Regions from separate parts of the Homo sapiens genome. Here regions 2 and 3 are each linked to region 1. The links are chromatin loops, found by intact Hi-C in ENCODE. Cell type or tissue: PC-3. All regions are shown on one strand. Links, peaks and the distances in the headings refer to the core of each region. The heading gives the core; the rest is flanking DNA.

Evidence for each region. Peaks named below come from ENCODE experiments on the same cell type or tissue, not always from the same donor. Only the 100,000 strongest peaks of a DNase experiment are listed, where the experiment ranks them.
Region 2: a loop joins it to region 1, with 2.3 times the contacts of the local background. A loop is called at or near these places in 4 of 110 quality-filtered maps.
Region 3: it touches region 1 in a loop (13-fold over the local background); 17 of 110 quality-filtered maps call a loop at or near these places.

Annotation. Positions count from the first base shown.
Region 1 is chr1:239,896,143-239,900,320 of GRCh38, forward strand. All of the region lies in intron 6 of CHRM3 (cholinergic receptor muscarinic 3), which reads left to right. CHRM3-AS1 (CHRM3 antisense RNA 1) reads right to left here and starts at 3,730. Exons shown (of 2, transcript NR_046582.1): 1 at 3,622-3,730; 2 at 1,877-2,250. In PC-3, for the core only: CTCF peaks have their summits at 2,193 (motif pointing left) and 2,412; a DNase peak (open chromatin) is centred at 2,139.
Region 2 is chr1:239,715,762-239,719,939 of GRCh38, forward strand. All of the region lies in intron 5 of CHRM3 (cholinergic receptor muscarinic 3), which reads left to right. CHRM3-AS2 (CHRM3 antisense RNA 2) reads right to left here and starts at 3,358. Exons shown (of 3, transcript NR_103776.1): 1 at 3,189-3,358. In PC-3, for the core only: no CTCF peak of the experiment used is centred there; a DNase peak (open chromatin) is centred at 1,820; H3K4me3 peaks cover 344 bases.
Region 3 is chr1:239,307,205-239,311,382 of GRCh38, forward strand. No RefSeq gene overlaps it. Among named protein-coding and RNA genes, the nearest start is that of CHRM3, 77 kb to the right of the region's middle. In PC-3, for the core only: a CTCF peak has its summit at 1,698 (motif pointing right); no DNase peak of the experiment used is centred there.

The sequences.
Region 1 (4,178 bases), core at 679-3,178:
GAAGTGCTCTGTGAGGTAACAGGAATATGTGCAGAGTGCATCGGGGACATAGGCTCTTCCCTCTGTTTGGAATGCTGTGTCCTCTCTTGACTACATGGCAGCTTGGAGTCTTATTCCTCAAGACTCACAAAATGTCCTTATCTTTGCTACCACCACATCAACTCAAGCAAAGCTAATCATCTATACTGCTCCTTCCACTGCAATTATTTTGTTTAGTTCATGGCATTGCCAACAAGTGGTTTTCCAGAACAAGAACCACATCCCCAGTCTAAGCCTTGTAGGCAGTACTCAAACACATTTACTGTGTGAAATAATGATTGAAGAGTTGAACACGTGAATATGAGATTCCTTTTTTGCTGGGTGGGTGAAGAATGTGATTTCCAGAGAAGTGGGACCTGATTCTTGAAGAGATGTGGAGTTTGCCTCATTAATTAGTATCAGGACATTTTCCTGGTTTTCCTGAGAAACACAACTCTACATTTTTCTGGGTCTGTATGATCTCCCTTTAGAGCAGGGTTTCTCAGCTTCGGCACTATCAACATCTTAGCAGCCTTAATTCTTTGTGGGGAGCTGTCCTGTGCATTGTAGGATGTTTATCAGCATTGATAGCGTCTGCCTACTATATGTCAGTAGCACATTTTCCCCAGGTTGTGACAAGAAAAGTGGCTCCAGACATTGCCCAATATCCCCTAGGGCAGAGTCACCCTGGGTTGAAAACCACTGCTTTATACTCAACAAATGTTAGCTCTTGTTAGGCATGAAAAAGACCTTGCTGTAAAGTCAACCAGCCATAGAAAAATTATGGAATTGATTTTACCATTTTTGAGAAACTGCTGTGGGCCAGTCAGGCTATACTGGGTGCTTTATACAGATTCTATTTCATCCTCAAGTATTATAATCCTCATTTTGTAGATGAGGATGTAGGATCAGAGTGCCTAGGCAATGTGCCCACGTGGCAGAATCGGGTGTACTTCCTGGCCCTGCATGCTATGGCAGGTTGTTAGGCGTTTAATGCGCGCCTCCCACATTGCTTCTACTCTCTTTGCAAATATACAGTTCTATCTGCGTGCATGAGTTGGGGCGTGCAAATAGGCTGAAGTCTGAAGGGAAATCAGATGTGTGGAACATGTCCAGATATAAAAATAAATACTCTGATAAATATGGACCTGGAAAAAAAAAGCGATCACGAGTCTAACTTAATCATGAAAGCATAAATATTAAGCCAAAGGAATTTTCTTCACCAGGTGTCCTTTCAGTACCTAAACTGACATATTAGAAATATTTAGTCCAAATGACTGTTTTCACTAGATTTTTCATCAGAATAACTTCCACAGTTATATTAGATCAGCTGGTATTTTAAAAGCACTGTTCTTTATCCTCCACTATAAAGGCACAGTATTAAAAACACATAATAATAAATACCTCTTTAAAATGTTGAACAGTAATCAGCAAATCTGTTTGCAGTGGAACAGAATCCAGCTGCACTCTTTCCCTGTTTCTCTCAGAAAAGAGTAACTTCAGCAACAAGGAGTCTGCCCTTTCTGGGTGAAGGGGTCATACTAATATTTAACAAGAACCTCTCCCGCCTGCTTTTCACTTCGTGCCATTTCTTTAGATATTCTAATGACAAAAGGTTTTAGACTTGCGAGTGCTAATGCAAGGAAACATCAGTCGAATCTAGGTTTTTGTTTTTGAGGAAAAACTGTTATTTCAGCAGCTACTGCTACACGTAAGAGGTCCTGATGCAAATCCTTTTCCAAGCACCCTGCATTGTTGTTGTCAAGGTCCATATTTATCAAATCAAGTAAAAACCCATGAAAAGTGGCAACCGAGGGAGGAGGCAGCAAGATAAATCAACTTTCTAAAAAAAAAATTCCCCTTTTTAAATAGAATTTTATTCCGGTTTTGGTGTTCAGAGATGTTTTGTTCACAATAAGAGCCATTGCTCCATATTAGGTAACATCTTTTCCCCCTTGCAGCTTCAAATGAATATCAAGAGCCAGGTTCACAAGTTGGATTCCCTTTAAAGACACGTTTGATTGCAAAGCTTTGTTGACTCTGTTTGATATCCTCCGCGAACTGCATGACTGAGCTAAGCTGAAGTTCCTGGTCACCAGCATGGGGAACGGGTAGCTGCTTCAGCGCCTGCTGGCAGAGAGGTCGTTCTCCGAGTCTGCTTTGCCACCTAGTGGTTTGATGTGGTATTGCCATTCACCAGGTAGTTTTAAAAGTCATTTTAGCCGTTGAATGCTATAGTGAATTATGACAGAAAACAGAGACACTCTAAGCAAAGAAGGCAGTCAGAGACCCAAAACAAGCCCTGAAAAATGACGCAGACTGGATTACAAATAGGGAAGAGGCACTAAATAGTTGGTCTGAGAAAAAACGCACGGCTGTATGTTGCAAAGATATTTTGGGTTTTTCCCATATCATCACTTAAAAAAATAATTATTATTATAGACGTAGAATTAATTTAGACTTCTAGAAAAATTTATACGCTTTTAATTGGTTCAGCAGGTTTAAAAATCGAGAGCCCTCAAACATTTTTCCCAAGTAGGTACTGCCCGGTTGGCTCAGAGGACATGAAATGAGTTTATCTCCTTGGAATTCATTATAACCAGAAGCCTCACATGTATATTGGCCTTGTCCGTTTCTGTAAGCAATCTCACATGTATTTCACACTGGATATTTACACATTTTTAAATTTTTTAAATTTACCTATATATTTCACAGACTTATAACCCCAGAAAAGTTATTTTTTGCCATAACTAGGGGGAAGAAGGCAAATTTCCTAGAACTAACCTTCAATTTCTCCTAAATTCAGTACTGTCAAACTTTTTTGTCTTTTTTCACATTTTTTGTTTCACCCTCTTCTTTTAAATATTAATAAAAGATGTCAAAATATCCACTGCAGTGGCTTTCCAACATTATTCAACACAAAATACATTGTACGTACATCATGACTATAGACATAATTTTATACGTGTGTGTATGTCGAGCAAAAATTTAATGAAGTGATATTGATTGTCATTATGTGGTATGCATTCTGATACGTCCTATTCAATTTGCTGTACATTTTTTTCTTTTTTAATTCTCATATTGGCCCACTAATTGGCTCTTGCATTTTGAACTCAGTGTGTGTGTGTGTGTGTGTGTGTGTGTGTGTATATACACACACGCATATATATCTATTGAATTTAGTGTGTGTGTATATATACATAAATACATATATACATATATAAACACATATACATATACACACATATACATATATACACACATATCTATACACATGTATGTATATGATATGTATATACATACGTATATATGTGTGTATATATACTCACACACATGTATATATACACACATACCAAGTTCAAAATGCAACAGCCAATTAGCGGACCAATTAGTGTGTGTGTGTAGTGTGTGTGTATATATATAGTAAGTTCAACATGCAATGTATATATACACTAAGTATATGTACATTGTATATAAGTAAGTATACTAAGTACATAGTATATATACACGATATAAGTACACTAAGTATATCGTATATATATACTAAGTATATATACATACACACAGATGTAACTTCCCCACAAAGGCACTGATGGTACCCACGTGCAGGATCTTGCGCAGTTTTCCACTTCTTGCCTGAGCTCTGGTGCCTGGAACACTTCAGTAACCATTCCCTGAATGTTGCACCCACAACCTGGCAGGGAGGGAGCCTGCTCTGACCCCAGAGAGGAGCCAGGCACCTGCCCCTGGTCTGCCCCTATCTGACCATGCCCTGAGCCCTCATGCAGGCTGCATTCCTAGAACTCTTGCCTGGGATTACTTATAAAGTGCGAAGGTCACTGGGCTGACAAGGATCTCTGTTCCCACCACCTGTTTATTCCTGAGCATTACAAGGAAAGACTTCCTGTAGGTCCCCTCACCAATATCATTCAATTCAATGAGTGTAGACTGTGAACTTCCTTGACTCAAAATATCCTAATGCTATGGAATAGCTGTTGAGTCAGGATGAGGAAGGAATATTAAACATAGGAATGATACCTTCTACTCAGAAAATCACCGTAAACTGAGGGCTCTTAGCCCGGGGTTATCACTGCTTCATTTGGGTCTGACCTACAGTCTTGATTCTCAGGAAGTTACATATTACCTATGAAATAATAGAT
Region 2 (4,178 bases), core at 592-3,091, 180 kb before region 1:
AGGAAAGGACATTGAGTTAATTCTCACTTCACAGGCTATTTTACCTGTAAATTAGGACAGGAGGGCTTTGCTGAGAGTGAGGAAGTGGCAGTTTGTACATACTGTTGGATTGGAAGAAACAGTTAAAGCTTGAAAGAAAAGGAGATGTGGAAGGAAATTTGGACAGTGTTGAAGTCCTAGTGATGTTGAAGACCAGGGCTTTGTACCAGTACCATTCTGCAGAGTCACATGAAGTTAACCAGAATGTAGCAACCCAGGTGTATGAAAACAGACATAAAATAATTGCATTGATCTTGGGTTGAAATTCTGGAGGAAAATGTGGAGGGACGACAAGAATTCAAACGAGAAGTGGGTACTAACAGGAGGATGTTTGAAGTGATAGGCTATGATGTCTAGGTTAAAGAGAGAAGAAAGTAGAGCCAAAGGGAGCTTTTAGAAGTAAAGAAAGTGATACTTTTAGGGGATTTGAGATATGAATGAGGTTGTAGAACTGATGGAGTGGAAATACAAAGTCGGTAGAGTTGAAAAGTTGGTTGGCGCTGTTTAGAGAATAACTTCACAGAGTGAACAAGTATAGAGGTGGCCAAGTTTGGGGTCTCCATGATTGTGACTGGCTGAAGCAGAGTGGAGGTTCAAAAAGACTATTGTAGTGAATAATAGGGAGCTATAAAGCAGGTGCTGGTTGATAATCGAAAAGGGCATTGACGTCATCCAGGATCTTGGGTTGGATATTAAGACTTTAAGCCATGTACCAAAGCCTTTGTTAAATGTAGAAGGCTTCACTGGGACTCCAGCCATTCACAGGGAGAAATGATGTTTACAGCTAAACAGTGTGACTCTCAAAAGAGCCTTTTTTTGCAAGAGAGTGAATAAATAATATTTTTAATTTGGTAATAAGGAAAGCTAACCAGTGGGTCCTAAAATAGAATTAAAAAAAGAAGAGGAAGAGGAGAAGGGAGAAGAAGGGAAAGGAAAGAAGAACCTAAACTTTAAAAAACCTTGCTAGAAGAAGGGAGGGGCCCAAACGTAGCTCAAGGGGAGCGGGGATGTAGCTCTCTGACAAAATGAGAATGTACAGGAGGGTTCATTTGGTTTATTTGTATGTGTATTTGGTTGTTTGGCTTTGTTTAGATTTGTTATTAATAGTTTGTTTTGATTTTAACCATCCATATGGCATATTTGAAGAATACTTGTTCCAGATAATAGTTATGAGATGACATATTAAGGGACAATAATTGAAATGTCCTCAATGCCAGAAAAACAAATGTTCTCAATCACTTCCAGTTTTTTTTTTTGCATGAATAAAGTTACCATGAGTACATTTTCCAAAAAAGAAAAAGTTCAAATGTAAGATCTGAGTTGAATTGTGAGCTTCTCTAACGGTGTTCTTGGATTCATTTTTCAACTGCAAAAGATTGAGATCCTGAATAAGGCTTATGGGTGTATTAAAACTGTGCCCTTGCAGAGGAAGTAGCCTTGAATAGTTATTGGCTTTGAAAGCAACCAGTTTTGTTGACTTAATTATGCTGGTACCAGGAAAGCATAGAATAGATCCTGTTGATAACAAGAGCCATGCTGGACATTAACAGTTTCACAGAGAGTAGTGGGGACCATTTCTTTGGAATAAAGTTGAAACATGTTTCTTAATAGACAACTCTCTCAGCATTATAAAATCCTGATACAGAACTCAAGGAAAGACACACACGCACACACACACACACACATGATTTTTATCGTTGTTATCTTAGTAAATAATGACTAATGTGGTTTTTGGTTGTTATCAGTTGGTTACGGATTGGAGTTAACATTTCATCAGATCTGAGCAATAACCTATGTGGTAAAGTCCTAGTGTGGCAGGAATTTGGGATTCAAGGGGGGTGCTTATATAATCTGCTTTCTTAAGGTAAGGTTTGCTCTTTTATGCTACCTGTCATTTCTGCCTTAAACAATGTCCGGGAAATTCAGCCACACACAACAAAGAACCAGATCCCTCATTTCGGTTCTATCCTTCCTCCTCTAGAACTGACATTCCTTGGGGCCGTGTCCTCAAGTGACGTGTCCTGCTCTAGCTAAATGGCAGTAATCTGTGTTTGACTCCAGCAGTTTATCAAGCTATGTCATTTTATGCCATGTCAGTTTATAGAGAGTGGCACAAGATACAACAGGATAGGGAAGCTGAGTTTTCTATTTGTCTACTTCATTGAAAACATGATTTTGTTTACTGACAAGTAAATGGTATAGGTGTAAGGAAAGAGTAGCAACTACCATATTATTTTGCCAGAATCCTCATGTTACCGTTTCAAAAAATGCCAAGAAAGATGACAGTGCATGTTATAACATCCCTTACAAATAATAGCAAAGCTTTAATCAGCTGCTACACAGACACACTCAGGATTGAAATGCAACCTACTAGGGTGAAACATGACAAGCGGTTCATTGAACACTGCGCAGAAGGTAAATGAAGTGTATATTTTCCAATCACAACTGGAATTTTAAGTGAGTGAAATGGAATAAACTCAGTTTGGAATTTGAAATAAATTCACCATGGAATGTGTCTTAGAGACCAAGGTTTACACTAGCGCTATACAAACTCCTCAGCGTGAAACATGACACAAGGTGAAATTTTCCTGGCATCTTAGAGTCAGATACTGACTTCTGAAGGACCAGGGCACAGACATTTCATCAAGAGCTATTTGTTTCTAATTGGGGAAGAAAATACAGATGTTTATATAATACTCTGGGTCAGGAGTAATATTCCACCTGGTACATGGAGTTTTGTACACTTTTTCAGAGGTGGTATTTCTAGCTGAGTGTTAGCAGTAAAACATTTTCATCAAATTTCCATTCTTTTTTTTTTGAAGCCTACTTGCATAGTTCTAAGGAGTGTCATAGCTCACACATAGTGACACTGATTAGTAAAAATAAGAAGTGATTGAAGAAAACACAAGGAAAGAATCAACTTGAAGTCATTCAGAAGTAACCACTAGTAGCAATTTAACTACCCTGTTGCCAAAGCTCTTTTCTTAAATTACAGATCCTCATGAGCTAGTAAGTTTGAAGGGGAGTCATAAAGAGGAACAGGCATTATACGCAAGGCTGAAGAAGCAGTTGGTAACTAACAGTACATCTTTTTCTAAGGTAAGTTTAAGGTCACAAAAAGACTTAATGTACAGAGTTGAAAAACTTACATATTTCTTAGAAGCTTAGAAGTTATGAGTTTAGTTGGGGCTCCAGGAAGATGCAAGATGCTAGACTCCAAAAAATAAGAGAGAGGTCCAGTGTAGAATAACACTCTATAGATTAAAGGAGGACTCAAGAGTAGAGGAAAAACTTAGCAAAATACAGGGCTATGAGTTAGGTGTTCCTAGTTAGAGTCTGAGTGTCCGGAAATGATGAAATGGGTGAGCTCCAAGAATGCAGGATATGTGAAATTGGTAATCAGATCTACTGGTTTGCTTGTTCTGAGTGTATCGTTAGGGTTTTTGGGGACTGGTGTTAGTGGTGTTGGCAGAATTAGTCCCCTGCTCTTGGTTATACCTGTCCACTTTAAACAGTAGCTTGTAGTTATTTAGCCCTTAATTGCATTCAGGTAAAACCAATATAGCACCCTATAATTCAGCAAATATTTGTTTTCCTGGCAGTATTACAGTTTCAGGGGGCAGTTCTAAGGTGATTACAGTTTCCACTGCTTGGAGCTTTCTGTATATTTATCCTTGGATTAGACTCAAAGTAAGCTGATTTTATCAAGCCACCGGGTAATTCTGACCATTTCATCTGGCGATTTTAGTACGGTATTGTTGCAGCTGACCTGTATACGTAAGGAATTACTGGGTCATCAGCTCTGGGGAATGTCTTTTGATTATGAACACATTTTCAGCATGTGTCCACTGAAGGTAAGGGGCAAAGAATTGCACGATCTACTTGAATGCCTGTTTAAATAGATAAAAGTGGGATTTTGGGCACGGCCTGGTTATATCTTCTTAAACGTAGGTAGTAGAGCCGCAACTCAGCGTAGCAACAAGAGATCTTTTGAACAACTGAACATTCAGATGAAGCAACTATGTCCTTCAAACCACATCCTTCCTGCTGCCTGTGGGAAAGGGGTGATATTTGTGTTGAGCTCTGAGCACATGCAGAATAGATCTGTGTGTATTTCCACAAATAAAAGGACATTGTGT
Region 3 (4,178 bases), core at 592-3,091, 590 kb before region 1:
AAAAAAGGTTTTACAAAAAATGCTTATAACCGGTGTTCTATGAGTCTGTAGAGTTTCATTTTTAACTCTTGGAAGCCCTCATACATTATGGATATTTACATCAGGTCATATTTTCTGACCAAGATCTTAAGTTTCTTTGGGTGCAAATCTTCACATCCTCCATGTGCTTTCTGTACAGTGCACAGTAGATAGTTGGTCAAAATATGCATAATTGCCATCATACACAGGGCAAAGAATTCGTTGTTCATGGAGCAGATTAATATTCATGCATTGGAAAACTAAGTTCTACACCAAACTATTTCAAAGCAAGAAAGGCCGGGCGCAGTGGCTTATGCTTGTAATCTTAGCACTTTGGGAGGCGGAGACAGGCGGATCACCTGAGGCCAAGAGATCGAGACTAGCCTAGTCAACATGGCAAAAACCCATATCTATTTAAAATACAAAAAATCAGCCTGGCATGGTGGTATGCGCCTGTAATCCCAGCTACCCAGGAGGCTGAGGCAGGAGAATCACTTGAACCTAGGAGGTGGAGGCTGCAGTGAGCCGATATTGCACCACTGCACTCCAGCCTGGGCAACAAGAGCAAAACTCTGTCTCAAAAAATCAATAAAATAAAATAAAATAAAATAAGAATGTCAAAGCAAGAAATATAATACTAATCCCAAGGAGCAAATTTGCTTCCAAAAATCTCTAGTAAGTCCCCAAGAAGGAATAACTTTACTGTATTTAAAATTGCCTTGTTTTTTTTTTTTGCTTGAAAGACAACTCGATTAAATTATTGTGAAACTACATATTTTCATTATGTATAACTGGTTTTAGAAACCTCATACCTAAAAATACCTAAGAAGCAGGCTTCTCTTACATAATATTTGGTTGAAACCAACATAGATCTGTTTAAGCAATGTAATGTTTATTGTCCCAATGCCTGAATAACAGATTTTATTTTTTATACTGCAGAAATTTAGAGAGGATTAGTTTTCCTTATCACTTTCTAGAGCTATCTAAAAGTATGAAATCTCTGAGTATTATGAAATATTCAGAGAATTGGGGAAATATTTACATCACTTGAATATAACACGTAAAGTTCAAATTTTTGTTTGAAGGAACAAAAATCATTCTTTTTGTTATTCTTGGCTATTGTCAAGGTATTTTTGTTCCAAGGAAGAAGTTTCAGTAAAGTTATACATGTCTGAAAAATTAACATGGGAGTATAGATTGTTAACAGAAAGAGACTAGATGAGTTACATTTATTCTCATAAAAGTTGTTTCATAAAATGTACTTTGTTATTCCCCAGGTCCTGATAACATATTACATAACATACTGTTAATCACAGTTCTAGCTTATGAGTCACATCATTTATTTTAATATTTCAGGTGCTCTAATTTTTTTCCTATAAATTAGCCTTTCCCCAAATCTTTTCATAGTGTATTATCTTGGTATTCTTTTTCTCACAACCAGTTACAGACTTGAAGTCCCTGTGGGAGAAGAATCTAGGGAAAATTGTTATTTTTTTCTCTTTTCTATATCTTCATTTCTAGCATAAAAAAAAAAACAAACAAAAGCTCTCATCTTGAGAAAATATAAAATAATTTACATCTTTTTAGTGTCACCCAGGAATTCAGGCCCCTAATCAGGGTGCCTGCCTCTGGAAAGAAAACGCTGTTGAAAGTTAGAAGCGTGCATTCAGCTCTAGAGGGCGCGCAAGAGTCTCCACCTGACTTCACGTCCTCACCCCTCTGAGCCAGACAGTGGCTGCTGATTTTGGCCAAAACCAAAGACAGCATTGGTGCTGGGGCATACACCTTTGGCATGGGTGAGGTATGAAAAAGATACTAAAAGCAATAACCCCCAGTTGGATGTCTCTTTTGAGATGTTCCTTTAAGGATCACTGCTTTGGGGATCCACCTCTTTCAGGTCGGCCTCTTTTGTAATCCTTCCTTCCTTCTTTGGATTGGTACTTTTGGATGCCTACTGTTTCTTTGCCTGTTGGGTCTGATACAGGATGCCTTCCTGCCTGACATAATACACACCATTCATCTGCTTAGGACACCAGTGGGAACTGGGGTGAGGGCCAGGGAGAGAAAACATGGAGCAGGAAGCAGAAGGTTGTCTCTAGTCCAGACAGTGGAAATTCCTCAGATTCACAGGTAGTCTACTCCATTCCCTTAAGTAGATTTCATGAAAATTGGAGGCCAGAGCCCCAGACAGCAAAATGAGGTTAATTTTATCCTAGAGTTTCTCCTCTGTCCAATTCACTCAAAAACTTGAAGAGAAATCAGCCGGGTGATGAGGGCTAGACAGTCAGGATTCTAGCCTTCTGTCTTTAGAGACTCCACTTCAGAAAAAGAGGAAGACCAAGAATTTGGGTCATTTACATATGAGTGACTAGAGAAAAGAGAAAAAGAGCCTCTGAGGAGTAGAGAAGGGCAGAGGCCTCAGGCTTGGTCTAGACACCCCCAGGGGAAGTAAAGGCAAAGCTGTAACATCAAATCCACCCATGATCCTATCCAGAGAGAGATTCAGTGTACAAAAATAGCTGAGATACCACTGGATTCAATCTCAGAAAGAACAGGCAGAGATCTTTAAAGTCCCTTTTATCAGGGTTAATGTGGGTGATCTGAGTCCTAAATGACATTCTACCAGTTAGTAACTAGGTGATGTTTGCTGAGAGAGATGACACATTGGCACCCTCTCATTCATGCCATTCATAGGCAGTACCACCCTTAGACCTGGGCAAGTGGGGTCCTTACTCCCACTCTGGGGTGCCTTCCTCAAAATTTACCAAGATCCCTGTAGTGTGTAGGACAAGCTGGGGCCTGAAGTATTGTCATGGTGTGGTGCCACAGGCCTGGACCACTTGGCCCTGGTCCCCATTTATCCCTTTTGGGGCAGTCTCCAACTCTGTCCCATTAACGTACCCCATAACTAGGGTCAAGCAGATGACCCAAGGAGGAGCTGTAGTCCTCACAGCTTTCAGGTTATTCCAGGATCCTGTGGCCAGTACCCAGTTCAAGAAAGAGCTTGGTAAATAGATGACTCCCTCTGGCTGCTGCAGTATTTCTTCCAGAAGCTGGTTGAGATTATGCTGCCAAAATGGTGCTGACACACTAATTTGGATTGACTTTCACTCATGGAGAAAGCAGAAGACATTCAAGGCTATGGGCTACAAAGGAACACACTTGGGCTTGAGCCATGTTTGTGAGACAGTTCATCGGCTTTCCCTCATCCATCACTGCCTCTGGTCTATCCCAAAGTAACAAGTAGCAACAGGCTTCCCTTACTCCAAGTTCCCCATGCCATGGGTGGCCCCAAGGGTTATCAACTCACTCCCTGTAGGCTTTACATCATACAGCAGGCAGTTCTCAAGTGGGCCTCTTGTTTTCAAGGGATTTTGAGACCACTGCTCCACATGAACAAAGGGCAGGCAATTCTGATCAACGTCCACTCTTGCCTCCAATGGATATGATAATGTTATGGTATCTCTGATCATTTTTAAGGCATGTCAAGTTAGGAGCTGACAGTTCTGTGAAAATGGATCAACTCTGCTTTGCCCATGGGCCCCTCAGTTACCCTGTCGACTTGTGTTGGTGGGAAGACTACAGGGTCAACATGGTAGGATCCCGTGCTAGGAATACGGTGGTTGTGACCTTAAGCTTTCAAGGAAGATGAGGCAAAACCACATGTTTTCCTGTGCTTAGACTATGACATTCTGAGAGTAAATTTAACATGACAAGAAAACAAATCAACTTTCACATAATTCTGAATACCCTGCGTAAGACTTGCATCTGGAGTCATCATCAACAAAGCTCAGTAATAACCTTATAGTGTTATAAGTATCCATGCAACCAGCATTAAATAAAATAAAGAACAGCAGGAAACTGCAAAGGCAAGAATGTCTGTATTATTTCAATACGAACAGGTTCTGAAGAGCCATGACATTTTGAATAATAACAATGTTGCTCCCTTTTTATTTTGATGGACACATGACATTAGCCAGGAAGGGTACACTTGACAATGAAGAACATGAAGAGATAGTTTCTAGACCGAACCAGGAAATGATAATGCCTGAATATCACAGAGAATTCTCATGCATGGATCAGACAATAAATAAATACATAAATACCTCTTTGTTACTCATTATTCTAAATCCCAACCAAAATAGATAAGTTACTATACC